Linked DNA regions of Homo sapiens: all the other regions are linked to region 3. A link is an interaction called in ENCODE POLR2A ChIA-PET data of the cell type or tissue named here. Cell type or tissue: HepG2. All regions are shown on one strand. Each heading gives the region's core, and the rest is flanking DNA. Links, peaks and the distances in the headings are about the cores only. Region 1 has its middle 71 kb from the start of TRIM24. Region 2 has its middle 130 kb from the start of MIR4468. Region 3 has its middle 140 kb from the start of TRIM24. Region 4 has its middle 120 kb from the start of MIR4468. Region 5 has its middle 63 kb from the start of TRIM24.

Region 1 (6,003 bases), core at 432-5,431, 73 kb after region 3:
GGAAAAGAAAATATGCCTGCTCCCAGTACTGTTTAATAAAGGGACAGGGAAAAACTTAGAATGCAATTCTCACATCAAAAGGCTCAAATGCTCCTTTAAAAAAAAAAAAGTATGTTTCTGTCATTTATTTTTACAGAGAAAAAAAAGAAAAAGTAATTATAAAAATAAAATAACAAAACAGCCTTAACTATCCTTCATATTATAGAGTCCTAGGATAAAGTTTACATACTCGCAGCTCAGGTTCTATCTAAAGCACTTTAACTGTGGTGATGTGAGATAATGTACCTTCTTTTGGGATTTCACACCAATGATGTAATCCATGAGCTAAATTTTTTCAAATGAATAAAGAAATATTCTTCATATTTAAAATATTTCTTACAATATTGCACTGCATACTTTCTGGTATTTTTGACCAGCCAGAGGGATGATATTCAACATATTTTAATAAGCAGCAGTGCATAGGTGTTGAACAAGCAGAATGTGAATGGGATGTAACAAAACCAGTTTTTTTTTTGTTTCTTTTTTTGTTTTTTTTTTTTTGAGATAGAGTCTCGCTCTGTCACCCAGGCTGCAGTATAGTGGCACGATCTCGGCTCACTGCAACCTCCGCCTCCCGGGTTCATGCCATTCTCCTGCCTCAGCCTCCCGAGGAGCTGGGACTACAGGCACCCACCACCACGCCCAGCTAATTTTTTTTTTTTTTTGTATTTTTAGTAGAGACGGGGTTTCATCGTGTTAGCCAGGATGGTCTCAATCTCCTGACTTCGTGATCCACCCACCTCAGGCTTCCAAAGTGCTGGGATTACAAAACCAGTTTTAATATACTAACATACACCAGAAAAATACCAACCTAGCTATTGCACAAGCAGACATCAAATCCACAAATCGATGAGAAAGAAGACTTCACCACCCACTACAGAATCGTAGTGAGCTTAACACAACATAAATTTATTCCTCATTAATGTTACACGTCTTTTTTTTTTTTTCCAATTTTATTTACTTTTTTTGAGACAGAGTCTCACTCTGGCAGGATCTGGGTTTGCTGCAACCTCCGCCTTCTGGGTTCACGCAATTCTCCTGCCTCAGACTCCCAAGTAGCTGGGACTACAGATGTGTACCACCACGCCCAGCTAATTTTTGTATTTTCAGTAGAAACGGGGTTTCACCATGTTGGCCAAGTTGGTCTCGAACTCCTGACCTCAGGGGATCTGACTGCCTCAGCCTCCCAAAGTGCTGGGATTATAGGCATGAGCCACCACACCCAGCCACTGATGTTACACTTCTACTGAGAGTTTATGGGGCTCTGCTGTGTCACTCAGAACCCACAATGATAGAGCAGTCATTACCTGGAATAATGCCAATCACTGTGCAAAAATGAAACAAAGCCATTGAGGTTCTCACATTAGCAATTATGGGTCACTTCTGCTCACAACTCATTTGTCAGAACTAGTAGCTAGACCCCACACAATCACAAGGGGCCAGCAAGCACAATTTTATATGCTCAAAAGGGGTTAACAAAACATATACTGAATGGCAGTAGTAACTACCACAGGATACCTATCATTGTCTGATGGGTTCTTCCTGCCTGCTGCACAGACAAAATCAATTCACTGATACAACTGCAGTATTGCAGTAAAGAAAGAATGTAATTAATGCAAGGTCAGCCAAACCGTAGGATGGGAGTTTTATTATTACTCAAATCAGCCTCCTGGAGAACTCAGAGGCTAGGGTTTTTATGGATAATTTGGCAGGCAGAGAGCTAGGGAATGGGTGCTGCTGATAGGTTGGAGATGAAATTATATAGGTGTGAGGCCGGGCGCAGTGGCTCACGCTTGTAATCCAGCACTTTGAGAGGCCGAGGCAGGCGGATCATGAGGTCAGGAGTTCAAGACCAGCCTGGCCAACATGGTGAAACCCTGTCTCTACTAAAAATACAAAAATTAGCTGGGCATGGCAATGGTTGCCTGTAATCCCAGCTACTCAGGAGGCTGAGGCAGGAGAATCGCTTGAACCCAGGAGGCGGAGGTTGCAGTGAGCCGAGATCGAGCCACTGCACTCCAGCCTGGGCAACTGAGCTAGACTCCATCTCAAAAAAAAAAAAAAGAAATTATGCAGGTGTGGAAGAAGTCCTTGTGAGCTGAGTCCATCATGAGTCATGGGTCTAGGTGGGGTTAGTCAGTGGCCAGAATGCAAAAGTCTGAATAACATTTCAAAAGACCAATCTTAGGTTATCCAATCCTGATGTTATCTACAGGAGCAATTGGGCAAGTCACAAATCTTGTGACCTCCAGCCCTATGACTCCTGAGCTAGTAAAAGATTATAGAAACTATGCCTATCTTATCAGAATTCAGGCCCCTCTCATAATCCTAATCTTGTGGCCTTTCATTAGTTTTACAAAGGCAGTTTGATTTTGGGAAGAGCTGTTAAAGCAAAGATGTTTGCTTTAAGGTTAAACTATAAACTAAATTCCTCCCAAAGTTAGCTTGGCCTATACCCAAAAATGATCAAAGACAGCTTGGAGGTCAGAAGCAAAATGGAGTCAACTGGGTCAGATGTCTTGCTGTCATAATCTTGCAAAGGCAGTTTCAGCATCACTGCCAATCATTTAGGCTAGAAAAGGGAGTTTGAGAATTCAGTGTCTTATCTGTGTAGTTTTATTTATCTGCTTCTCCTTATACGGGAGTGGGGGTCCAGGGAGGAAAGGTAGTAATGATTGACTTTGCTATTAGAATTTTTGAATAAAAAGAACAGACCTCAATCTCAAGGAGGGTTGAGGAAAAAGTGCAGTCAACTTGGGATAATGGATTAATATTAAGTTTAAAAATACTATTGAAAAATCTTTGTGACACTTTATACTTCCATGAATTCTAAATGTTTTTTGCACCATTTTCTCCAATGAACCAATTAATATAGTGCTTGGCAAGGGAGTAGCATCAATCTGGGCTGGGCGTGGTGGCTCAAGCCTATAATCCCAGCACTTTGGGAGGCCAAGCCGGGTGGATCACCTGAGGCTGGGAGTTTGAGACTAGCCTGACCAACATGGAGAAACCCCATCTCTAATAAAAATACAAAAAAATCAGCCGGGTGTGGTGGTGCATGCCTGTAATCCCAGCTACTCGGGAGGCTGAGGCAGGAGAATCGCTTGAACCCAGAAGGCGGAGGTTGTGGTGAGCTGAGATTGTGCCATTGCACTCCAGCCTGGGCAACAAGAGTGAAACCCCGTCTCAAAAAAAAAAAAAAAAGAATCAATCTGTTCTTTGGTCAAGAATTCCTTCTCAACAAAGAGTGCAAGGAAGGCATATCAGGCACAGAAAAGCATTATTTAATATCAATGAGTCAGTCCGGGCATAGTGGCTCATTTCCCTGTAACCCCAGCACTTTGGGAGGCCAAGGTGGGTGGATCACTTGAGGTCAGGAGTTTGAGATCAGCCTGGCCAACATGGTGAAACCCTGTCTCCACTAAAAATACAAAAATTAGCTGGGCGCAGTGATATGCGCCTGTAGTCCTAGCTACTCGGGAGGCCGAGGCAGGAGAATCGCTTGGACCCAGGACCGGAGTTTGCTGAGCTGAGATTGCGCCACTGCACTCCAGCTGGGGCGACAGAGTGAGACTCGGTCTCAAAAAAAAAAAAAAAAAAAAAAAATCCATGAGTCAATGAATGGAATAGAACTAATAACTCATACTGGGCTGGTTAGAATAGAAGACCCTGTAGGAAATAAAGGCAAGAGAAAGTTAGATTGATTGAGATCAGTCACCAGGGAGCGTCACCAGTGCCTTCCTTTCTTGTGTATAACATTTTATTCTAGGCCCCTTTCACCTTCTCCTGGGATTATCACAAAATATTTCTAGACATTGCATTTGCCTCCAATCTGCTTCTTTAAATGTTTTCTAATTATTAGGGCAATGTGTTCCTCAAATGTCACTTTCATTATATGAATCTGCAATTGTAATCTATGTTCATCCCTTCAGTCTCTTGAAGGCCCTATCCATTTAGCCTCATATTATCATTTACTTGGAATTTTACAGGTTAGTTAAGGCTATTATGAGGGATAATATTCACAAGTATTTTCTGAAAGTAGAAATAGGCTGGATACAGTGGCTCATGTCTATAACCCCAGCATTTTGAAAGGCAAAGGCAGAAGGATCGATTGAGGCCGTGAGTTCAAGACCAGCCTGGGCAGCATAGCGCCAGGCGCAGTGGCTCACGCCTGTATTCCCAGCACTTTGGGAGGCTGAAGTGGGTGGATCACTTGAGGTCAGGAGTTCGAGATCAGCCTGGCCAATATGGCAAAACACCGTCTCTACTAAAAACACAAAAATTACCTAGCTGTGGTGGTGCATGCCTGTAATGCTAGCTACTGGGGAGGCTGAGGCACGAGAATAGCTTGAACCTGGGAGGTGGAGGTTGCAGTGGGCCGAGATCACACCACTGCACTCCAGCCTAGGCAACAAAGCAAGACTATGTTTCAAAAAAAAAAAAAAAAAAAAAAAAAAAGACCAGCCTGGGCAGCATAGCAGAACTCTGTTTCTAAAAAAAAATAAATAAATAAAATTAAATTAAATTAAATTAAAATTAAAATAATTTTTTTTGTTTTGTTTTGCGATGGAGTCTCACTCTGTTTCCCAGGCTGGAGTACGGTAGTACGATCTCAGGTTAGTGCAACCTCTGCCTCCTGGTTTCCAGCGATTCTCCTGCCTCAGCCTCCTGAGTAGCTGGGATTACAGGCATGCACCACCACGCCTGGCTAATGTTTTGTATTTTTAATAGAGACAGGGTTTCACCATGTTGGCCAGTCTGGTCTCAAACTCCTGATCTCAGGTGACCCGCCTGCCTCGGCCTCCCAAAGTGCTGGGATTACAGATGTGAGCCACCGCAGCCACCCCCCACCAAAATTTTTTTAATTAGCCGGGCTGAGCACCATGGCTCACTCCTATAATCCCAGCACATTGGGAGGCCAAGGCAGGAGGATTGCTTGAGCTCAGGAGTTCTAGACCAGCCCAGGGAACATAGTGAGACTCCGTTTCTACAAAATTTTCTTTTAAAACTTAGCCAGGCATGGTGGCACACTCCTGTAGTCCTAGCTATGCAGGGGGCAGAGGTGGGAGGATTGCTTGAGTCCAGGAGGTTGAGGTGACAGTGAGTATGATTGCACCACTGCACTCCAGCCTGGGCAGCAAAGTGAGAACCTGTCACTAAAAAAAAACAAAAAAAAGTATAAATAGATAGTGTTCTAAATCACTGTAGAATGACTATAGTTAACAATAATGTATCATATAGTTTCAAATAGCTATAAGGCGGCTATTGAATGTTCCTAACACAGAAATGATATATAGTTAACAATATGTGGCCAGGCATGGTGGCTCAAGTCTGTAATCCTTTGGGAGGCCAAGGCAGGTGGATCACAAGGTCAAGAGATCGAGACCATCCTGGCCAACATGGTGAAACCCCATCTCTGCTAAAAATACACAAATTAGCTGGGTGTGGGTGTCTCAAAAACAACAACAACAACAACAAACAATATGTATCATTTCTGTGTTGGGAACATTCAATAGCCTCCTTATAGCTATTTGTTAACAATATGTATCATTTCTGTTGGAAACATCCATATAGTTAACAATATGTATCAATATGTATAGTTAACAATATGTATCAATATGTATAGTTAACAATAACTGTTGATACATTTGTATCATATCATTTCAAATAGCTATAAGGAGGCTATTGAATGTTCCCAACACAGAAATGATACATGTTTGAGATGATGAATATGCTAATAATCCTGATCTGGTCACTATATATTATATGTATCAAAACATCACTAGGTATCCCATGAATATGTACAATTATTGCCAATTGTTTTAAATGGAGGAGAATAATGGCTATCATAAAAAAAAAACAAAAGATAACAAGTGTTGAAGAGGATGTGGAGAAAAGGGAGCCCTTACACACTGTTGGTGGGAATGTAAATTAGTACAGCCATTATGGAAATCAGTATGGAGG
Region 2 (6,003 bases), core at 399-5,398, 59 kb before region 3:
AGAAAGGAAAACTGTAATTGTCATGAGTATTTCCTTCTTCCTTTGTTAAAAACATGGTTGTGCATGTATACACTTGTACTTGGAAAATATCTTCATTTTATTTCCTTTTTCCTTTATCATGTGACATAAGATTTATTGACTTCATATCAGTATTTAAGTATTGTTAACTTTATGTAATAGCATTTGGGTTGAGGATTGGTGCATTTCTGGTTGTAAGAAGGACAGTTGTATTATGTTAGTCATAATTATGACTTTATTATTGTCTTTATCTTAAGATTATGTACAATCTCAGGAGATGTGTATGGGTTCCAGTTGACAAGGGGTGGACTTGTGATGGTTAATATTGTGTCAACTTGATTGGATTGAAGGATGCAAAGTATTGATCCTGGGTGTGTCTGTGAGTATGTGGCTGAAGGAGATTAACATTTGAGTCAGTGGGCTGGGAAAGGCAGACCCACCGTTAATCTGGGTGGGCACCATCTAATCAGCTGCCACTGCAGGCAGAATATAAAGCAGGCAGAAAAACATGAAAAGACTAGACTGGTTTAGCCTCTGAGACTACACCTTTCTCCCATGCTGAATGCTTCCTGCCCTCAAACACTGAACTCCATGTTCTTCAGCTTTGGGACTCAGACTGGCTTCCTTGCTCTTCAGCTTGCAGATGGCCTATTGTGGGACCTTGTGATCATGTGAGTTAATACTACTTAATAAACTCCCCTTCATATATATATACACACATATATATATATTCTATTAGTTCTGTCCCTCTAGACAACCCTGATTAATACAGACCCTCTGTCTTAGCTCCTTGACAGATACATGGACATGCCTTATAATTATCTCAATTATCTCCTCTCTGTCTTCTGAGGGATTTCTTTTTTTTTTCTCTCTCTCTTTTGAGGCGGAGTCCCGCTCTGTTGCCCAGGCTGGAGTGCAGTGGTGTGATCTTGGCTCACTGCAAGCTCCACCTCCCAGGTTCACACCATTCTCCTGCCTCAGCCTCCCGAGTAGCTGGGGCTACAGGTGCCTGCCACCACACCTGGATAATTTTTTTTGTATTTTTAGTAGAGTTGGGGTTTCACCATGTTAGCCAGGATGGTCTCAATCTCCTGACCTTGTGATCTGCCCACCTCAGCCTCCCAAAGTGCTGGGATTACAGGCGTGAGCCACCATGCCTGGCCCCGGGATTTCTTAATTAATTTCAGAGGTAGATGTTTATGGTTGCAAGGACCAGATGGCTCATGTCTTAGCAGCATAAAAGCCAAAGATGGGGCCTCACATTAGGTCTATTATGTTTTCAAGGAGACACACTAAGGAAAGGAGGATCAGGTGGCAACTACTTCCCTCCTCAAAGAAAATTTCAGCATCTTATCCTTATAAAGCATAAATGTTCAATATGATGTTGGATATGTAAGTCTGGAACTCTGGAGACAAAATTGAGAATTATAAGTATTTTATGCTATTCAAATGTCAGAAACACACTGGCAGAATTTCCTTCATCTAAACTGAAGCAGTCTGGGGTTACTGGAGCAGTCTTGTTGCTTGATGTACTACCCAGAATTCTTTGTCTCACGACCATGAAAATTAAAGAGCATGGACACCAAGGGTGAGGTTGGAGCAAAAGTTTAATAAGTGAAAGAAGAAAGCTCTCTGCAGCAGAGAGGTGGCCCAAGAGGGTTGTCGTTTCACAGCTGGATGTAAATGCTTTTATAAACAAGCTAATTGGGGCCAGGCACTGTGGCTCACACCTGTAATCCCAGCACTTTGGGAGGTGGAGGCAGATGGATCACCTGAGGCCAGGAGTTTGAGACCAGTCTGGCCAACATACAGTGAAACCCCATCTCTACTAAAAAACACAAAAGTTAGCTGGGCATGGTGGCGCATGCCTGTAGTCACAGCATTTGGGAAGCTGAGGCAGGAAAATCACTTGAACCCGGGAGGCAGAGGTTGCAGTGAGCCGAGATTGCCCCACTGCACTCCAGCCTGGGTGACAGAGAAAGACTCCCTCTCTCAAATAAAATAATTAAAAAAAAAAAAAAAGTTGGCTGGGTGCAGTGGCTCATGCCTGTAATCCCAGCACTTTGGGAGACTGAGGCGGGTGGATCACAAGATCAAGATATTGAGACCATCCTGGCTAACACGATGAAACCCCATCTCTACTAAAAAATACAAATATATATATATATATATATCAGCTGGGCATGGTGGCAAGTGCCTGTAGTCCCAGCTATCCGGAAGGCTGAGGCGGGAAAATGGTGTGAACCCAGGAGGTGGAGCTTGCAGTGAGCCGAGATCGCACCACTGCACTCCAGCCTGGGCGACAGAGCAAGACTCCATATCGAAATAAATAAATAAATTAAATTAAATTAAAAATACACAAGTTAATTGGGCAGGGTGTTTCATCTGCATAGGGTACGAAAAACTAGTTAGGGCTGGGTGTCGAGTTGGATAAGGCATGAATTCTTGTTAGTTCCACCCCACCCCTCTAGTGTGCATGTGGGTCCTAAGCCTGAGTTACTCCATATTCTTTCATTTCCCTTACTGCACACGTGTCAGGAGATGGAATTTTCCACCGCCGACGTGTCTGGTTCTACGTAACATTTTTATCTATACAGCTGCAGGCCTGTCTTAGGAAAGCCCCCTTGTGCAAGTTCCCTTATCTGAGTATGCCCAAAAAGGAAAGGAATGTGCTCAAGGAACCCATCGTATATAACTGGAGCTAGCTGGTTGCACAAGAGATAAAGGTGTTGGATCTTGCTTCCTTATCTGCACTTACAGCTTGATTTCTTCCAGGTTGCTCTTTTGATAAAAGGACTTCTACCACGGGACTTGTCCTAACTATTTGCCTAACCAGTTCCTTCCTCTCTCTTCCCTCAAAATGACCATGTTTAACATGACTCAAAAGTCATCAAAAACTCTTTCATTATGCTTCCTCCTGCTTGAGTTTGCAAGATTATGAAACTGCCTTTGAAAAACATTCTAACTGAGACAATGATTACAGTGAAAGAGATCTGACCTAACTGACTCCATCCTGTCCGTAACCTCCAAGCTGTCCTTGTCCATTCTTGGGGGTAGGCCAAACTAACTTTGGGAATAATTTAGTTTATGGTTTAGCTTTGAAACAAAAGTGATAACAGCCATTTCCCAAAACAAACTCCCTTCTTGTCTGGGGACAAGACTGCCTTTGCAGAACTAACAAATTAGCCACAAGATAAGAAATTATGATTTAGGAGTCATGCAGCTGGAGGCTGCAAGATTCTAAACCTACCCAAATTGCTCCTGGGGATAGCATCACTACTGTAAAACCTAAGATCAGTGCTTCAGATATTTTGCAGCTCCTGCACTTGATGGATCAGCCGGCACCACCCAGACAGATAATCCCACTCATCTGGTCTTGTGGCCCCTTCCCAGGAAGTGACTCAGTGCAAGAGGACAGCTTCGACTCCTATGATTTCATCTCCAATCTGAGTAATCAGAACCTCGGATTCACTGCCCCCCACCCACCCACCCACCAAATTATCATTAAAAACTCCTATCCTTGGCCGGGTACGGTGGCTCATGTCTGTAATCCCGGCACTTTGGGAGGCTGAAGCGGGCGGATCACCTGAGGTCGGGAGTTTGAGACCAGCCTGACCAACATGGAGAAACCCCGTCGCTACTAAAAATACAAAATTAGCCGGGCGTGGTGGCGCACATCTGTAATCCCAGCTACTCAGGAGGCTGAGGCCGGAGAATCGCTTGAACCTGGGAGGCAGAGGTTGCAGTGAGTCGAGATTGTGCCATTGCGCTTCAGCCTGGGCAACAAGAGCGAAACTCCGTCTCAAAAACAAAAGAAAACAAGAAACTTTTGTCCTCAAATTGTCAGGGAGATTGATTTGAATAATAACAAAACTTCAGTCGCCCACACAGCCAGCTCTGTGTGAATTACTTTTCCTGTATCACAATTCACCTGTCTTGACAAATCAGCTCTGTCTAGGAAGCAGACAAGATGAACCCGTTGGGCAGTTACAATTCACTTCAGTTTGTTCTGTTGGTTGGTTTGTTTAAGTATGAAAAACATTGCTTTGTTTTTTCGTTTCAGAATCTTTGAGTCCACGTGGAGGAAGGAAGGAGAAGAGGAGAAGACTGTTTTCCAGGATGGAAAGGGAGCCTCGCTTTCTCTTTAGGTGGATTACAGAAATTGGTTGAATTCTCCCTGCCCTGGAGAAAAGTCAATTTATTTTTTATGTTAAAGATTTAGGCTCTTCCTGAGGGCTACTATGAAAGAAAAGTAGGGAAGCGAGCTTTTATTTTGAGAACAAAGAGTGAGCCAAGAGTGTAAAGTTGATAAGAGGGTAGAAGGGAGTAGATGAAGGGGGAGGGGAAAAGAAATGGCCAAAGGGGAACTGGCCAAGAGAAAGAACACTACAGGACCTTGAAATGAGTGAAGAAAATGTGTTATACCTTTTCATCCCTACAGTGTCTACATACTAATCCCCAGAAACTCTGAGTGTCACCTTATAGTGCAAAGGGATGTTGCAGATGCCATTGAGTTAAAGATCTTGAGTTAGGAAGATTATCCTGAATTATTGGTGTGGGCCAAATGGAATCACAACTTTCCTTATAGGAGGGAGGCAGAACTTTGATGTAAACAGAAAAGAAGAATGCTTTACCTTACCAATTTTCTACATGGTAGCCTGTAACTTGACAACATTATAAAACAACTGGCTCTAAATCAACTTGAGTTATATTTTCAGAGCTTGAGGACCCTTTGAAACTGCCCTTCCAAAATTACAACAGTGAGAGAAATCGGACATGGCTGACTCCATCTTGCTTCTAGCCTCACAGGCTGGCTGTCTTTGCTCATTCCTGGGCGTGGGTCAAGCTAACTTCCAGAGAAATTTAGTTTACAGTTTAAATAACATTAGCCCTTACCAAAAACTAAACTGTTCTTGTAAAACTAATGAAAGGCTACCAAGTTAATGAGAGGGGCTTGAATTCTAAATAATTACCAGTCATTATTCCGGAGGTCATAAGATTTGCAACTTCCCCAATTACTCTTGCAGATAACATCACTATTGTAGAACCTAAGACTGGCCTTTTGAGGTGTCTTTTCAGGTTTTTGCATTTCTTTTTTTCTTTTATTTATTTATTTATTTTTGAGATGGAGTTTTACTCTTGTTGCCCAGGCTGGAGTGCAATGGTGCAATCTCAGCTCACTACAATCTCCGCCTCCCGGGTTCAAGCGATTCTCCCAACTCAGCTTCCCCAGTAGCTGAGATTACAGGCACCCACCATCATGCCCGGCTAATTTTTTGGATTTTTGTAGAGACCAGGTTTCATCATGTTGGCCAGGCTGGTCTCAACTCCTGACCCCAGGTGATCCACCCACCTCAGCCTCCCAAAGTGCTGGGATTACAGGCGTGAGCCACCACACCCTGCCATAAGCCACATGTTGATTGCACCACTGCAGTCCAAGTCCAGCCTGGGCAATAGAGTCAGACCCCTGGCTCTTAAAAAAAAAATTTTTTTTTTTTTTAGTAAAAAAATAGAAAACCGCGTGTTAACAAACTATTTTCTTTTAAACAGTTAGCCTCTTAAAAGATTTCAGCAGAGGCTTGTATAGTGGGGGTGCTTGGTAAGAAAGAATACCTTTTTTTCTGGCTAGAGAATGGTATTTTAAAGTTTAGATTTTACTAAGTGAGAAGGAAAGCCACTGGGGAGGTTGACCAGGGCAGTGAGGTGATCTGGGTATGTTTTAAAAGGACCTCCCTGGCTTTGTGTGAAGATGAGACTCTGGGAGCAAGAGGGCAAGCTGCCAGATCTGTTCCTATAGTCCTAGCAGGAAGATGGTAGCACATCAAGGGTGGGAGTGGAGAAGAGATGCAAAGCTATTGGATCTTCATCTACTTCAACTTCATTTACTTCAACGGTGGAGACAAATAGATTTGCTGATGTATTTGCTGTAATTATGCAAATGCAAGGCAAATGTCTTCATTTTGTTCTTTCGATGGAGAGGTTAAA
Region 3 (6,003 bases), core at 723-5,722:
CCGTCTCTACTAAAAATACAAAAATTAGCCGGGCGTGGTGGCGCATGCCTGTAATCCCAGCTACTCAGGAGGCTGAGGCAGGAGAGTCGCTTGAACCTGGGAGGCGGAGGTTGCAGTGACCCGAGATCACACCACTGCATTCCAGCCTTGGCAACAGAGTGAGCCTCCAACTAAAAAATAAAAATAAACTATAAACTATAAACTAAGTTCCTCTCAAAGTTAGTTCAGCCTGTGCCCAGGAAGGAACAAGGACAGCTTAAAGGTTAGAAGCAGGGTGGAGTCAGTTCGGTTAGATCTCTTTCACTGTCTCAGTCACAATTTTGCAAAAGCAATTTCATTATATTGCCCAGTCTGGTCTCAAACTCCCAGGCTCAAGTGATCCTCCTGCTTCAGCCTCCTAAAGTGCCGGGATTCCAGGCATGAGCCACTGCACCCAGCTCTCTCCCCACACTGACTACCTTCTTGGTGAACAGAAATCTTAGAGATAACTTCTGTTGCCCTGGCAGAATTTTCCCCTTTGAGAGTGGCCTTGAGGCTAAGTTGCCTGAGATCAGACAGACGACCTCTGACCTTTTGTCCAGCCTCAAGGCCCAACCCAATACTTTCTTTTACTTTCATTTTAGCTAGTACAGATAACAACCAAGGGATTGTGTGTTCATCATTCTTCTGATTATTTTGCATTTCCATACATATCCAATGGGCCAACTCCTGAGGAGTTAGGTCTACCATAATCTCTAAATTCCACTGGTAAATTTGACCTTTAGTTACTGAACCCAGTGCAGCTGCAGTTTCATACTATGGGTGACTAGGGCACCACCCAGAGATCAAATATTCCTCTCCCCCCACGCTTTTATCCTTTATCTTTCCAAACCACAAGTTTCCACGAGCCAGGTCTGTTCCAGCAAATGCTGCTTTACTGATACCAATTCTGAGTAGAAAAACAAAAAAAAAAAAAAAACAAGCTAAGGCCAGGGATGGTGGCTCACACCTATAATCCCAAAGCTTTGGGAGGCCAATGTGGGACGATTGCTTGAGCCTAGAAGTTCCGAGACCAGCCTGGACAACATAGCAAGACCACTTCTTTATTAAAAATTAAAGACAATTAGCCAGACATGGTGGCACATGCCTGTAGTCCCAGCTACTCGGGAGGCTGAGGCAGGAGGATCACTTGAGCCCCAGAGGCTGCACTGTGCTGTGATCATGGCACTGCAGTCCAGCCTGAGCAACAGAATGAGATCGTCTCAAAAACTAAAAAAACACGCATTGTTTTTTTCACCATTCTTGCACCCCAACAACCAGCACAGAAGACTTCTATAACCAAATATGTGGGTTTTTCCCCACACCAGCAAGCAATCATTTCTGCAGTAGACACCAGCTGGGTGCCCTTCAATTCAGTCCAATTCTGACACTCTCTACCTGGAGATGGAGTGAGGGCTCAGTCCCACAAGACCGCCCTCCTACTTCCAATGCCAGTTGCAAGCACAGATAGTGGCCTGTGCTTCTCACTCACTGGCTATAAACTGGGATTCCCATGCTCCCCTCCTGGGGCTCCATTAGTTTTCTGGAATGGCTCACAGAACTCAAGGAAATATTTATTTACATTTGCAAGTTTATTTTAAAGGATATTGACATGGAAACAGATGGAGAAGTGCACAGAGCAGAGTAGAGGGGAAGAGGTTCCAAGCTTCCATGCCATCTCCAGGTGCACCACCCTCCAAGAACCTCCAGGTGTGCAGCTATCTGGAAGCTCCTAGAAATTGAAATTTTTTTTCTTTGAGACCGAATCTCGCTCTGTCATCCAGGCTAGAGTGCAGAGGCATGATCCAGGCTCACTACAATCTCTGCTTCCCGGGTTCAAGCAATTCTCCTGCCTCAGCCTCCCCAGTAGCTGGAACTACAAGCATGCTCCACCACACCCAGCTAATTTTTGTATGTTTTAGTAGAGACGGGGTATCACCACGTTGGTCAGGCTGGTCTCGAACTCCTGATCTCAAGTGATCTGCCCACCTTGGCCTCCCAAAGTGCTGGGATCACAGGTGTCAGCCACTGCACCCAGCCAGAAATTGACATTTTTGATGGAAACTAAAGATCAGGCTTCTAGATAAAGGAATAAAATAAAAGGATCTTAATCTTCTGACAACATGTTAGAGAAACTGACAAGAAGATTTATAAGAAGATAAGATAATATCTTCAATAAAAAGTCAATGTGAGCTTTTGGTGCCCTTGAAGGTAACTTTTATGCAAAAAAAGATTATTTCAGGGGTCACTTTTGTTTTACAATTCAGTATTTATTTTAGCAAGGTTAAAAATTTGAAAACTTTGTTCTTTCTTAGATATAAATTAAATTTGTAAATCTTATGCTATTCATAAATTCAAAAACTTAACAATTACTTAAGGATTTTTTTATGCAATTAATATTGTAATAATCTTAACTATCACCATAAGTCAATATACTACAATTTCTTTTTTAAGCATTTCAATTGTCTAATAAAAACCAATTTTCCCAAGCACTTCTATAATTTATAAATCTAATGTGTTAAATTTTTACATGTGTGGAATGTGAATCTTAAATTACATTCAATATAATGAGCAGAAGTTACTCAATTACACTTAAAAAAAATAGAGACAGGCAGGTCTCGAAACTCCTGGGTTCACTATGTTTCCCAAGCTGGTCTTGAACTCCTGGGCTCAAGGATTCCTCCCACCTCAGCCTCCCAAAGTGCTAGGATTACAGAGATGAGCCACCCTGCCTGGCCTCAGTTACACATTTTAAATTATAATCCCAAGGCTGTGTGGAAATAAAGAAAGCATTAAAGTTGTTGGAACTCAAAATGCTTTAAGTCTTGAAAGAGATGGGACTGTGATCTGAGTTGGGTAGCATGTAGTTGCAACTTCTGTTTCTCAGATTATATATTAACTCTCTCTCTCCTTGTTCTGTAAATGACTAGGAGAGACAAGAGACCAGACCTATTCTCCTAATCACTGACCTTTGTTATAGATTAACCTCCTCCTTTTCTGTTCTGAGTTTTGTTAACTCAGACCAGATGGCGCAAAAGACCCCATGACTATTACATCTTCAGTATGGAACGTTAAATATACTTTTCCTGAAAGAAAAATATCACCTCAACCAATGAGATCATTGTAACTATGCATTAAGCCTTATATAGAAAGATGTTGAAATTCCGTTAAACTTCCCTTGTCTATATAAACAACCCTAGACATCTATGCTTCTGAACACATACTTCCATTCTTTGGAATCTGTACTTCCAGGGCAGCTATCCCACAAGGTTTGTGCTTGAATAAACTCTACAATTAATCATATTTTCTGAATTTTGTTATTTAACGTGGACAGCTGATATGTCCAGTTACCTTCTAAAATGCCAAATAAACATGCATAGGTTATTTCTAAATTTGATGCCAAAATATTAATTGTATTGGTTTGACTTACTTGCTTCTCTCTGTATTTAATTCTAAGTCTTCATGGTATTAAGTCAGCACACACTAATAAGACACATTTGGTGTTAACTTCTTCGTTGGATTTTGTGTTAACTTCTTGGTTGGCTAACTATGTATATCAATCATGGATTTAATTGAACATGAGATGCAGAGCTGCAAACACTAGGGCAAATTTTTGCACAATATAGAATGCAGTATTGAGTCCTTTTCTATAGTCTTTGAATCAGTAGTCTTAAATGCATGTCATTTAGACGGGGTAATGTCACAACCCAGTGTTGTGGGACTTTTTCCTTAGTTCAGCTAAGAGCCAGGTCCTTACCACACGGCCATGAAAAATTAGCCTCGCAGATGATTTTAAGGGTGAGAATAATGGGATTTATTGGGAAAAAACCCTCTCTCACCACTCCTATTCAACATAGTTTTGGAAGTTCTGGCCAGAGCAATCAGACAAGAGAAAGAAATAAAGCGCATTCAAGTAGGAAGAGAGGAAGTCAAATTGCCTCTTTTTGCAGATGACATAATTCTATATTTAGAAAACCCCATCATCTCATCCCAAAAACTCCTTAAGCTAATAAGCAACTTCAGCAAAGTCTCAGGATACAAAATCAATGTGCAAAAATCACAAGCATTCGTATACACTAACAGTAGACAAGCAGAGAGCCAAATCATCAATGAACTCCCATTCACAATTTGCTACAAAGAGAATAAGATACCTAGGAATACAGATAATAAGGGACGTGAAGGACCTCTCCAAGGAGAACTACAAACCACTGCTCAAGGAAATAAGAGAGGACACAGATGGAAAAACATTCCAGCCTTGTGGATAGGAAGAATCAATACCTTGAAAATGGTCATACTGCCCAAAGTAATTTAGAGATTCAATGCTATTCTCATTAAACTACCATTGACATTCTTCACAGAATTAGAAAAAAACACTTTAAATTTCATATGGAACCAAAAAAAGAGCCCATATAGCTAAGACAATCCTAAGCAAAAAGAACAAAGCTGGAGACATCATGCTATCTGACTTCAAACTATACTATGAGGCTACAGTAACCAAAACAGCATGGTACTGGTACCAAAACAGACATATAGACCAATGAACAAAATAGAGACCTCAGAAATAAGACCACAGACCTACAACCATCTGATCTTCAACAAACCGGACAAAAACAAGCAATGGGGAAAGGATTCCCCATTTAATAAATGGTGCTGGGAAAACTGGCTAGCCATATGCAGGAAACTAAAACTGGACCCCTTCCTTACACATTATACAAAGATTAACTCAAGATGGATTAAAGAGTTAAATGTAAAACCCAAAACTATAGAAACCCTAGAAGAAAACCTAGGCAATACCATTCAGGACATAGGCATAGACAAAGGCTTCATGATGAAAATGCCAAAAGCAATTGCAACAAAAGCCAAAAATTCTACAACTATCTGATCTTTGACAAACCTGAGAAAAACAAGAAATGGGGAAAGGATTCCCTATTTAATAAATGGTGCTGGGAACACTGGCTAGCCATATGTAGAAAGCTGAAACTGGATCCCTTCCTTACACCTTATACAAAAATTAATTCAAGATGGATTAAAGATTTAAATGTTAGACCTAAAACCATAAAAACCCTAGAAGAAAACCTAGGCAATACCATTCAGGAAATAGGCATGGGCAAGGACTTCATCTCTAAAACACCAAAAGCAATGGCAACAAAAGCCGAAATTGACAAATGGGATCTAATTAAACTAAAGAGCTTCTGCACAGCCAAAGAAACTACCATCAGAGTGAACAGGCAACCTACACAATGGGAGAAAATTTTTGCAATCTACTCATCTGACAAAGGGCTAATATCCAGAATCTACAATGAACACAAACAAATTTACAAGAAAAAAACAAACAACCCCATCAAAAAGTGGGCGAAGGATATAAACAGACACTTCTCAAAAGAAGACATTTATGCGGCCAAAAGACACATGAGAAGATGCTCATCATCACTGGCCATGAGAGAAATGCAAATCAAAACCACAATGAGATACCAGCTCACACCAGTTAGAATGGCAATCATTAAAAAGTCAGGAAACAACAGGTGCTGGAGAGGATGTGGAGAAATAGGAATGCTTTTACACTGTTGGTGGGACTGTAACCTAGTTCAACCATTGTGGAAGTCAGTGTGGCGATTCCTCAGGGATCTGGAACTAGAAATACCATTTGACCCAGCCATCCCATTACTGGGTATATACCCAAAGGGTTATAAATCATGCTGCTATAAAGACACATGCACACATATGTTTACTGTGGCACTATTCACAATAGCAAAGACTTGGAACCAACCCAAATGTCCAACAATGATAGACTGGATTAAGAAAATGTGGCACATATACACCATGGAATACTATGCAGCCATAAAAATGATGAGTTCATGTCCTTTGTAGGGACATGGATGAAGCTGGAAACCATCATTCTCAGCAAACTATCACAAGGACAAAAAAACCAAACACCGCATGTTCTCACTCATAGGTGGGAATTGAACAATGAGAACACATGGACAC
Region 4 (6,003 bases), core at 312-5,311, 71 kb before region 3:
CGTTTTGGCCAGGCTGGTCTCGAATTCCTGACCTCAACTATCAGCCCACCTTGGCCTCCCAAAGTGCTGGGATTACAAGCGTGAGCCACCGCGCTAGGCCTATAATGTGGTTTTTCTTTTTTAATGGCATACCACATAATAAAATATAAGGCATCTCTCAAAAACACTTTGATAGAGCCATTAGTGACATAAAAATGCTAATGATCACTAATATTCAGTGAAATAAGATAAAAATCAAAAATGTATATTTAATACGTTCTCACATAAAATAAAAGTATACAGATGCAATTGGAAAGAAACACAATTCAACCAACAGTTATTTTTCTCATCTCTGGGTGATGTGATTCTCAAATGTAAATTATTTTCTTGTACATTCTGTTTTCCAGTTTTTCTAACTTGAAGATACTTTGAAATTAGAAAACTTGTTACCTTTAAGTTAAAAATGGTTTTTCATTTAAAAGAAAAAAGCTTTCAAGATAAAGATCTTTTTATTAACAAGTTTGTCTCCTGGACAGGAGAGGATTAAAGGAAAATAAAACAACGGCAACAAAAAACAAAATGAAAAAGTTTGTTTGATTTTTGTCTGTGTTTGCATTACTACTTGTTTCTGTTACCTATAAATGATTTAAGAATTTGAATCAATTCCTAAGTAACATTTTAGACCAGTTCTTACCTGTGATTTGGAAACATTTAAAGCACTGAAATGAGGAAATCACTCCAGAGTGAATGGAAGGATATCAGCCACTGCAAATGTCTGTCTAATCTTGGGACGTTGAACCAGTTTACAGAGTTGCAGGGGGAGCCAAAACCTTGCCGTAATCCTACCATTCACTGGCTGTGAGTAATGACCATCTGCTGGGGACTGGAGAGGACCCAGCCCAGTCAGTTTGACTGCCTTGGTTTGCATGATAAAGGAAGGTCACAGAAAGTCAATAGGATTGAGAGCAACTCTCCAGGTGGTGGAAGCGATCTGCAGGCAACCGGCAGAAATGGCTTCCACTCTACGACTGCAGCTCTGTAAAGAATTCTCTCTCTTTGGACATCACTCTTCTTCAAAAGGATGTTACAAAATCAAATAAAAGTGAAATTCGAAAACTACACTCTTTAGGTGGGCTTAGGTTTTTTGTGTTTTGTGTTTGGTTTTCTTCATTATTACATGGAGAAGAGGGGTGAAAGAAATATATAGAATGTGCTTTTTCTTTTTGGATCTCAAGGGGCAAAGAGTTTATCAGATTCTTCAGATAATAGTTTATTATCACCATAGACCAATGAAAGCTGTCTTTTCTTCTGTTTAATTATAAAAACATTTCCTCCTTTAGACCCAAAGTCAACTCCCACTCCCTTCCTCCTTCCCATTCTAATGTGCTGGCAAATGTTCTTAAATATACATATGTTTTAGGAATGAATAGTCAACTAAGTCCTCTTAACTTTTCTTTTTTCTTTTCTTTTCTTTTTTTTTTTTTTTTTTTTTTTTTTTTTTTTTTTTTTTTTTTTTGAGATGTAGTGTTTTTTTGCAGCCCAGGCTAGAGTGCAGTGACGCAATCTCAGCTCACTGCAACCTCTGGCTCCTGGGTTCAAGCAATTCTCCTGCCTCAGCCTCCCAAGTAGCCTCCTGAATAGCAGGCACCCACCACCACACCCGGCTAATTTTTGTATTTTTAGTAGAGATGAGGTTTCACCATGTTGGCCAGGCTGGTCTCAAACTCCTGACCTCAGGTGATCCACCTGCCTCGGCCTCCCAAAGTGCTGGGATTACAGGCGTGATCCACTGCGCCCGGTCAGTCCTCTTAACTTTCTTACATGTTTATTACAATTTCCTGACAATTTTTATAAATTTCAGATATTCTGCTACTTGGATAACGTCAATTATCCATAGAAAAGTTTGTCCAAACAACAGTCAGCATTACCAAGACACCTAGAAAAGCTCCGCTTACTCAAAAAAATGCTGCCCGTGGAATGGTCGATCAGACAAGAGCAAACACAAGACACATCACTAATTCATTCAACAAGTCTTTGCTGAGTTCTTGCATTGTCTAGCCAAGACTGGGCCTAGCAACTGATAACAAATCTTGGTTGCAGTTCAGGCTCTGCCACTTATCAGCTGCACGAATTTGTGAAATCACTGAAATTCTTGATATCTAAGGTCTCCTCATATGTAAAGGGAGAAAAACAAAACCCACCCTACCTCCTTGGAAAGATTGTTTTGAGGATAAAATTTAATGGGCATAGAGGAAATCACAGTGGAAATATAAAGCACCATAAAACTTTCGTTTATTATTTTGTTGATGTTGCTAAAAGAGAGAAAGAGAGCAGATATGAGGGGAAACGGGATGAGAATTGGAAGGAGTCGCTGAGGAACCTTAGCCATGGCTACACTGGCCAGGTGTGGCCAAACTGATGAAAACTGACACAACGAAACACTTCGAAAGAACTAAAGACCTTGAAAGGATGATCACAATCTCAGTCTTGACTGTTGATAGAAAAACTGTGATGGAAAAGTGAAATGAAACTAGAGGTCAATCAACAGCAGGCAGCTCCAAATTTTCTCCTAGTCCTAACTTGGAGATATTGCTGGAGATCCCCTGTTGTGGAAGGCAGGAGCAGGATATCTCATGAGCAATGTCATCTGTTTGCCCAGATCCAGGGTCAGAATTCTTGTTAGTATGGTTAGTGTAAGCAAACACCCACAGGAGTGGGAGAAACTGTGGAGTGGGGTTGGGAGCTGTAATAAAGCTCCTATAGAAAGAACACACCATAAATACATGAGCCAAAAGCAATTAGTTTATCTAAAGAAAGGAGAAAAAAATAAATAGGGATGTTAAGCATGTATTCCCTGTCATAAAAAAAAAAAAATCAAGTAAAAAATGAAAATAAAATACATTGTTGCACTGATTTATCTCTAAATGGGTAGTAGACCAAACATTTATTCCCCATATTTTTTTAAAAAAAGTGAAAATGAAAATAAAAAGGGTCATTGCGACCTTGAAAGCATTATGCTGAGTGAAATAAGCCAGACACCAAAGGACAAATATCATGTGATTCCACTTAAATGAAATATCTGGATAGGCAAATACATAGAGGCAGCAAGTACATGAGAGACTGGGGGTAGGTGTGCTGGAGAGTATTGCTTAATCAGTACAGAGTCTCTGTTTGGAGTGATGAAAACATTGTGGAAATGGACAGTGGTGATGATTGCACAACATTGTGAATGTATTTTAGCTCAGCTAAATTATACACAAAATGGTTAAAAGGCAAAACTTATGTTATATATGTTTTATCACACTTTTTTAAATGGGGGGAAAGGGCACTGATTTATCTTTTCTAAATGGATAATAGACAAAACACCAGATCATAAGAATGCTTGGAATCCCAGAAGGATAAAGGGTGGTCTCTTTAAAGCATGTTGATACCAAGCTGACACAGCCTGTAGGACTATCTATCTCTAGTTCAGGATATTTCCATCTGAAGAAGCAGCAGGAGACTGTGATCACCTTGAGGGAGGGGAGCCCAATTGAATCTGGTAGCCAGTAGATATTTAATAAGCATCTCCTGAGTGGATTATCTAGAATCAAAGCTCTCTCCTGCATTTATTCAAAAATAGTCATTAAGTGCCTCTAAATTACCAGGAACTGGACTAGGTACCTGGATGCCCAGGCAAATAAAACCAAAATATTTCATTCCAAAATATATTTTCTTGACATGTTTCAAGATGGCTGTTCAGAGGGGCTGGAAATGCAAGAATAGCTGAAAAGCTGCCTTTTGTGAGCGAGATTTGCATCTGTAGAGAATCAACATTGATGCAGCCAGGCTTTCTCTGAGGCCCTCCCTTGTCTAGATCTAGGAAAGATTAACAGAAAGTCTGACGCCTTCAAGTCTGAAAGAAACATTTACCATCTATTCTCTCTGAGGGTGGCTACCTGCACAGTTTCATCTTTATAACAAGACGAACTTTGCCAGCCGGGCCTCTTCTTCTGTGCCTCTCATAACCTGTTTTGCCACCATAACCCGTTTTGCCATGACCTAAGCCCCTATTCTTTCTGTAACCTCAAGATGGTATAAAAAACCATCAGCCATTTTTCCTTTCTTTGAGATCTTATATTTTTTCCACAAGACAAACCTGCCTCTCAGCCTCATGAGAATCACTTACAATGAGCCTCAAAGAGAATAATTTACAAGTTAATTTATGTCTTTCTAGTCCATTCGTTTTCCCTTAAAATAACGTACTTCTCCTGAAAAGAATTGCCTATATTCCCCATCTCCTCCTTCCCCCTGGAGAAAGGGTATATAGGCCTCTGTACCCCACTAGGGGGTTGGGATAATCACTCTGTGGTTCTCTCCCCATACACGTTAATAAATTTGTATGCCTTTTCTTCTATTAATCTGCCTTTTGTCAGTTGCTTTTTCAGTGACCCTTCAGAGGGCTGAGAAAATAAAAAAAGCTTAGAGTGGTCTGAGCTATGGAAGGTATGCAGGCCCAGACAGACATGAGTACAGGCCTTCAGTTATGCCCCCTTTCCCTCCCACTCATGCCTGGGGGCAATTGTTTAAAGTCATTTTTGTTCCTGACTTGCTGTCTCACTCATTATCTTCATGTTCCTGGAATTTGTGATACAAACAACAATGTATAGCCATTCAATAGCTTGTTATTTTTATATAAATTCTTGGTAAACAACTCAGGAACTGCCTCTTCTTTCCCTTTAAAAATTCACTTGTAACTGCTGTTAATCAGAGTGTGTAATCAAAGCAATTTGAATCTATGGTTCCAGGTTGCAATCCTCAGGCTTGGCCCAAATAAACTCTTACATTAATCTTGCTTGCCTCCACTTCTTTTTTTTTAGGTCATCAGGGCCAAGGGAAAATTTCCCGGACTGCTCTCAAAGAGCCTACAGTCCACAGTGAGAGAGAGAGGCGCGACTAAACAGCAGGACAAAGGCTGGTGCTGACGGGCTGAGAGGCTTCAGGAGAAGGGTTAGCCAGGTAGAGGAGAATGCCTCCAGGTGAGGTACTGGGTCTGTGCAGAGGCAGGAAAGGGAAGTAACACGAGGCTGAAGGTAGAGCACGAAGAAGAGAAAGAGCTAAAAGTAGAGCAAGTGAACTTCATCAGAAAAGCAATGGAAAGATATTAAAGGGATTCAATTTGTTATAGGACTCCAGGTTCAATAGCCCATTGTGTGGTAAAAACCAATATACCAAAACAGCAGGGGTTACAGCAGAGAAAGAGTTCAATAATCATAGGGCAGCCAAACCAGGAGATGGGAGGAACCTCAAATCTGCCTGCCTGAAGAGTTTTGGACGGGTTTTTAAGAACGTTTTGGTGGGAAGAAGGATAAGGAGCTGTGATCACTGATTAGTTAGGGGGTGGGGGATGAAGTCATAACAATGTAGAAGCTGCATTCTGTGCTGAGTCAGTTCCTCGGAAGGGTTTTCAGTCTGGCAGGCATCCTCAGAATGCAGGATATGGAAAACATCTCAAATTTTAAAACCTGAGTTTTCTTAATATTAAAAATGTTATCTATAGAAACAAGGGAAGTTAGGACCTCATGACAGGGGCTATGTGACTTTTCAGCATTCAGCAACTGTAAGGAAGTGGGCTAAAAAGCTAGCTGGTTCATGCTTGACTATGCTTCTATTCAAGCTTATAATTTTGTTAAAACCTTGCAATTTTGTTTTATTAATTTCATGAGGATGGTTTCAAATTCAAGAAATAGACTGAGCATATTTTCACTTCAATAATCCAAAATATTAGTTAAATGTACCAAATGTTACTGAAGGAATTTCACTCAACTTTTACTAAGAGAGAAAGAAAGAAAAAGAATAACTTTTCTATTCTCTTTGATTTTTCCCAACAAGTGTATAAAATTTTTACAATCAGAAAAATCAGTAAAGCTATTTTCATTAAGACAAAATAGGAAGAGAAAAAAAGAAGAGGAGGGCTGGGTGCAGTGACTCACACCTATAATACCAGCACTTTGGCAGGCCAAGGCTGGAGGATTGCTTGAGCCT
Region 5 (6,003 bases), core at 458-5,457, 80 kb after region 3:
TCTGGCCATGTGAAGACGTGCTGCCTGCTTCCCCTTTGCCTTTGCCATGATTTTAAGTTTCCTGAGGCCTCCCCAGCCATGCTTCAGCCTGCAGACTGTGAGCCAATTAAACCTCTTTTCTTTATAAATTACCCAGTCCCAGGTACTTCTTTATAGCAGTGCAACAACGGACTAATACACCCGCCTTTAAGATATCCCACCACTTTAGGCCAAAGTATAACCTCCATGCATTGATTTACAATTTTGCCTGTAACGTCTGCTTTCCTGATCTGCACCCCACCATTAAAAACCCTCGCGTGTACGTATGGCGCGGTGGCTCATCCCTGTAATCCCGGCGCTTTGGGAGGCTGAGGCGGGTGGATCACCTGAGGTCAGGAGTTCCAGACCAGCCTGGCCAACATGGCAAAACCCCGTCTCTACTAAAAATACAAAAATTAGCCGGGCGTGGTGGCGCATGCCTGTAATCCCAGCTACTTGGGAGGCTGAGGCAGTAGAATCGCTTGAACCTGGGAGGCAGAGGTTGCAGTGAGCCGAGATGGCACCACTGTACTCCAGACTGGATGACAGAGCAAGACTATGTCTCGAACAAACAAACAAAACCCTTGTTTGTAAGCTTTTGGAGAGGTCAGGCCTTAAGCCTGAGCTGCCTGATTGTCTTTGTTTGGCGCTCTGCAAATAAACGCCCTCCTTTCTCCCACTGCGAAACCTCAGTGTGGATGTTTGGTCTTAGCGCACCCAGCAAACAGACCCCAGTTCGGTTCAGTAACAGGAAGAGAATGGTCAACAAGTAGGAAGTTGTAATTAGGAAGAAAAAGTTGTGGTGTCCTGCACAAAGAGTGACTATAGTTACCGATAATGTATTGCATATTTCAAAATAGCTGGAAGAGAAAATTTTGAATGTTCTCACTACAAAGAAATGATAATGTCTGAGGGGAGAGATATGCTTAATTACTCTGATGTAATCATCACACAGTGTATGCATGTGTATATATAAAACAAAGCATCACATTGTACTAAACAGATATGTACAGTTATATGTAAATTTAAAAGTTTTTAAATAAAAAATAATGGAAATATAAAAGTTATCCACAGTTATATTATTTCTATAGAAACAATTGTTTTTCTTCTTCTTTTTTTTGAGACAGGGTCTCACTCTGTCCCCCAGAATGGAGTGCACTGCCTGGACTTCCCAGGCTCAAATGATCCTCCCACCTCAGTCTCTCAAGTAGCTGGGACCCCAGGAGCCCACCACCACACCTGGCTAATTTTTTTTTTTTTTTCCTAGAGATAGGGTTTCACCATGTTGCCCAGGCTGGTCTTGAACTCCTGAGCTCAAGCAATCCACCCACCTCAGCCTCCTGAAGTGCTGGGATTACAGGTGTGAGCCACCATGCCCAGCCATAACAATTCTTGAACAAGGCACTTAATCTCTCAAAACTTAAAAATTTTTTTAAAAATTAAATTTCTTATTTCTTTAGAGACAATGGTCTTCGTATGTTGCCTAGGCTGCTGTGAAACTCCCGTGATCCTCCCACCTCAGCCTGCCAAAATGCTGGGATTACAGGCATGGGCAACCGCGCCTGGCCAAAACTTCAATTTTTAAAAAATCTGATTCAAGTCATAGAAGAGTTGCTAAAAAATCAAACAAACAAAAATCTATAAAATGTAGGCAATTTTTTTTCCTGAGAATTAAATACATAAAAAGCATTTAGTAAAGTGCCAGGCATACAGTAATAGTTCCCACAAAAGTTTATTAAATTTTATTTATTTAAAAATTTAGACCCCTTTCTACAAAAAATAAAAATAATTAACCAGGCATGAAAGCACATGCCTCTGGTCCTAGCTACTTGGGAGGCTGAAGTGGGAGAATCGCTTGAACTCAGGAGGTTGAAGCTGCAGTGAGCCGTGATCACACCACTGCACTCCAGCCTGGGCAACAGAGCAAGACCCTGTCTCAAAAAAAAAAAAAATTACCGACTAACATCTGCATAAATATTTAAATAACAAATTGAGAATAAAACTTAAGAAAAAAATCAACTAAGTATCAAATAATTACTTTCTTAACTCTTAAACTGCCTAATCTAATGACATTCTAAGGCCAAAGAAAAAACTGATTTTGCTCCCAATTCTTGGTTTCCCATTAAGTGAGGTCTATCTGCAAGTTAAGGTTAAAAGTTCCTCTTGAACTAGAACCTTATAAGTGATTGTGCTTCACCTCAGGTGGTTCCCTTCCAATCAACATTCTGCCCATTTTCCTTCCCTTTGCACTTAAACACTTTTAGCACCATATAGCTTCCTGGCTCCAAATTACACTCTTAAATTGCCATTTAAAAACTGCTCTTCCTTAGAGCCAAGCAAAAGGACAGTATATTACAAAAGCAAAGATCACAGCTATACCCAGCCTAGGTCTACAACCTGATTGTCCGCTTTCAATGCTGAGAAGGTTGTCCTGGCAACCAGCTTTACTAACTTGCTCTATTTCTCTCTCCTAAAGCCTTTGAAGTGAGCCCCTCCTCCTTCCCAGCCTTTGAAGTGGTTCTGAATAGAATACTAAAGATTACCTATTAACTGGCCTAGCAGATTTTGATCACCCCAGAAACACCTGGGGCATTTTCTTGAGCCACAGGCACAGCACAGGCACAGAGTTTCATGTGATTACAGCCCAACCTGCTAGTGTAATTATTAATAACTAATCAACCAACTAATATTTCTTGAATATTTCCCATATCCTGGGCACTTTGATGGGTTCTACAAATATAAGAGTGAAATCCAGTCTCTGACCTCCATAGTTTCAATCTAGTGCCACCTAATCCTCTAACCTGCACTCTCCAGGGTAATAGCCATGGCCATACATGACCATCAAGAATTTCAAATGTGACCGGTCCAAAGTGAAATGTACCATAATGAAAAGTATTCATTGGAGCCAGCTGCAGTGGGATGCGTCTATAGTCCAAGCTACTGGGGAGGCTGAGGAAGGAGGATTGATTGATGCCAGGAGTTGGAGATCAGCCTGGGCAACATAGTGAACCCCATATCTACAAAAAACTTAATAAAAAAAAAACTTAGCAGGGCATGGTGGTGCATAGCTGTAGTTCCAGCTACTCAGGGGGTTAAGGCAGGAAGGTTATTTGAGTCTAGGAGTTTAAGGCTGCAGTGAGCTATGATCATGCCACTGCATTCCAGCCTGGGTAGGAGTGAGACCCTATCAGCGGGGTGTGGTGACTTACACCTGTAATCCCAGTACTTTGAGAGGCCAAGGTGGGTGGATCACTTGAGATCAGGAGTTCGAGACCAGCCTGGCCAACATGGAGACACCCTGTCTCTACTAAAAATACAGAAATTAGCCAGGCGTAGTGGCAGGTGCCTGTAATCCCAGCTACTCAGGAGGCTGAGGCAGGAGAATCACTTGAACCCAGGGCACGGAGGTTGCAGCGAACCAAGATTGTGCCACTGCACTCCAGCCTGGGTGACAGAGTGAGACTCCATCTAAAAAAAAAAAAAAAATGAAAAAGAAAAAAAGAAAAGAAAAGAAAGAAAGAAAAAGTTAATCCACAGATTGGGAGAATATATTTGTAAATCACATATCTGATAAGGACCTCATATACAGACTATATAAAAGAAATTTTATGATTTGATAATAAAAAGACAATCAAATTTAAAAATGGGCAAAGGATCTAAAAGACATTTTTCTAAAGAAATGGCCAATAAGCACATGAAAAGATATTCAACATCATTAGCCATCAGGAAAATGCAAATGAAAACAATAACAAGATGCTACTTCACAACCACTAGGAAAGATGGCCTATAATAAAAAAGACAAATAGTAACAAGCATTGGAGAGGATATAAGAAACTGGAACCCTAATACATTGCTGGTGGGGTGTGTTTTGGAAAATAGTCCGTCAATTCCTCAAAACCATAAACATAAACTTACCATAGGACCACACAATTTTACTGATAAGTAGAGACCCAAGAGAACTAAGAGTGTATATCCACACAAAACTTGTATACAAATGTTTATGCAGCAATATGAATGATAGCAGAAAATGAAACAAACTAAATGTGCATTAGCTGATGAACAGATACGTAAAATGTGGTCTATCCATATAATAAAAAAATTATTTGACAATAAAAATAAATTAAATACTACTGATATGTTTTACATTGAAGCTTGAAAACATCAAATGCTAAGTAAAAGAAGCCAATCACATAAGATTACGTATTGCAAGATTCCATTTATATGAAATGTCTAGAGTAGGCATATCTATAGGGACAAAAAATAGATTTGTGACAGTCTAGGGTTGGTGGGACTAGAGACAAATGGAATGGCTGTGGAAGGATGTGGGGGGTTTCTTTTGGGTTTGATAAAAAGGTTCTAAACTTAGATTGTAGTGTTGGTTGCACAACTCTGTAAATACACTAAAAATTTTGAATTGTTTATTTTAAATGGGTAAATTGTATGGTATGTCAATTTCATCTGAATAAAGTTGTTAAAATGTAATCAAGGTATTTCTAATAAAGAGTGAAAGCCAACTGCCACTGTTCTCAGCAATCATCTACAACACTGTCTTTGTCCATTTGTGCTGCAATAACAAAATACCTGTGGCTGGGTAATTTAGAAAGAACATAAATTTATTCCTTACAGTTTCAGAGGCTGAGAAGTCCAAGATCAGGGCACTGACAGGTTTGGTGTCTGGTGATGGCTCTGTCTCTGTTTCCAAGATGACAGCTTAAATGCTGTGTCCTCATATGGCAGAAAGGAGGGTGAGGCAAAGGCCTATGTTGTTCCCTCCAGTCCTTTTAAAGGTTGTTAATCCCACTTATGAGGGCTCAAGAACAGACTGGGCAACATAGTGAAACCCCATCTCTACAAAAATTAAAAAAAAAAAAAATTAGCCAGGCATGTTGGCATGTGTCTCTAGTCCTAACTACTCAGGAGGCTGAGGTGGGAGGATTGTTTGAACCCAGGAGTCCAAGGCTGCAGTGAGCTATGATCATGCCACTGCACTCCAGCCTGGATGACTTATTCCCCAGGACTTAGTCACCTCCAAAAGGCATTATCTCTCAATGCTATCGCAGTGGAAATTAAGTTTCAATATGTGAATTTTTTTTTTTTTTTTGAGACAGGGTCTCACTCTCTTGATGAGGTTAGAGTACAATGGCAAGATTATAGCTCATTGCAGCCTCCAACTCCTGAGCTCAAGTGATCCTCCTGCTTCAGCCTCTCAAGTAGCTGATACAGGCACATGAAACCACACCTGGCTAATTTTTTTAAATTTTTTTGTAGAGATGGGGTCTCTCTGTGTTGCCTAGGCTGCTCTCGAATGCTTGGCTTCAAGCGATCCTCCTGCCTTAGCCTCCCAAAGTGCTGGGATTACAGGTGTGAGCCACTGCTCCCAGCCCACATGAATTTTGCAGGACACATTCAAACCATAGCAAACAGGGACTTGGCAAATTGACAAATTTTATGCATTTTTCAATATCAAAAATCACAAACCAGATGGAGCTTTAGGAGCCTTCTCCATTCCATGCTTCACTACATACTAATCAGACTTGGCATTCAAGATATATTGTTGTGCCATTCCAGCTACATGTTCTTAAATATGCTAAGAAATAAAAAATGATTAGAAAGTAATATGGAAAAATGTTCACAGTCATAGTCTCTCTGGATGGTGGGACTTTTATCCTGAACTTTCCTAACTTTGAACAGCATGTATTAGTTTATAATCAGTAAAAAAACATTATCTTTAAAATAAAAAGGTATTTTCCTATCTTACTGGGGAGCAGTGTGGTAGTAGTGATTAATCAATATTCATAATGTATTATCCCTTGGGTCCTGGGGGCCTAAAACAAGTAAATATGATGTAATGAATATTTTTAAATCTTCAATAAAGTTATTATAAAATTTCAAAATTTTATAATAGGAGATAGCAGAATTTGTCATCACTTTCTGAGGAATGGTGTTAGGTATCTGTGAAGTCCACAGAGCAATCTTTTTTTCTCT

What was found. ChIA-PET counts read pairs that join two places held together with the same protein. Peaks named below come from ENCODE experiments on the same cell type or tissue, not always from the same donor. Only the 100,000 strongest peaks of a DNase experiment are listed, where the experiment ranks them.
Region 1: POLR2A ChIA-PET joins it to region 3 with 16 read pairs; 3 of 35 experiments call an interaction of 5 or more read pairs at or near these places.
Region 2: POLR2A ChIA-PET joins it to region 3 with 12 read pairs; 3 of 35 experiments call an interaction of 5 or more read pairs at or near these places.
Region 4: POLR2A ChIA-PET joins it to region 3 with 14 read pairs; 2 of 35 experiments call an interaction of 5 or more read pairs at or near these places.
Region 5: POLR2A ChIA-PET joins it to region 3 with 12 read pairs; 3 of 35 experiments call an interaction of 5 or more read pairs at or near these places.

Annotation. Positions count from the first base shown.
Region 1 is chr7:138,386,629-138,392,631 of GRCh38, forward strand. No RefSeq gene overlaps it. Among named protein-coding and RNA genes, the nearest start is that of TRIM24, 71 kb to the right of the region's middle. In HepG2, for the core only: no CTCF peak of the experiment used is centred there; a DNase peak (open chromatin) is centred at 2,363.
Region 2 is chr7:138,255,047-138,261,049 of GRCh38, forward strand. No RefSeq gene overlaps it. Among named protein-coding and RNA genes, the nearest start is that of MIR4468, 130 kb to the left of the region's middle. In HepG2, for the core only: no CTCF peak of the experiment used is centred there; DNase peaks (open chromatin) are centred at 2,775 and 3,345.
Region 3 is chr7:138,313,659-138,319,661 of GRCh38, forward strand. No RefSeq gene overlaps it. Among named protein-coding and RNA genes, the nearest start is that of TRIM24, 140 kb to the right of the region's middle. In HepG2, for the core only: no CTCF peak of the experiment used is centred there; a DNase peak (open chromatin) is centred at 3,053; H3K4me3 peaks cover 472 bases.
Region 4 is chr7:138,242,783-138,248,785 of GRCh38, forward strand. No RefSeq gene overlaps it. Among named protein-coding and RNA genes, the nearest start is that of MIR4468, 120 kb to the left of the region's middle. RefSeq lists an enhancer at 554-1,168. In HepG2, for the core only: no CTCF peak of the experiment used is centred there; DNase peaks (open chromatin) are centred at 869, 2,639 and 3,119.
Region 5 is chr7:138,394,062-138,400,064 of GRCh38, forward strand. No RefSeq gene overlaps it. Among named protein-coding and RNA genes, the nearest start is that of TRIM24, 63 kb to the right of the region's middle. RefSeq lists an enhancer at 2,006-2,860. In HepG2, for the core only: no CTCF peak of the experiment used is centred there; DNase peaks (open chromatin) are centred at 680 and 2,490; H3K4me3 peaks cover 365 bases.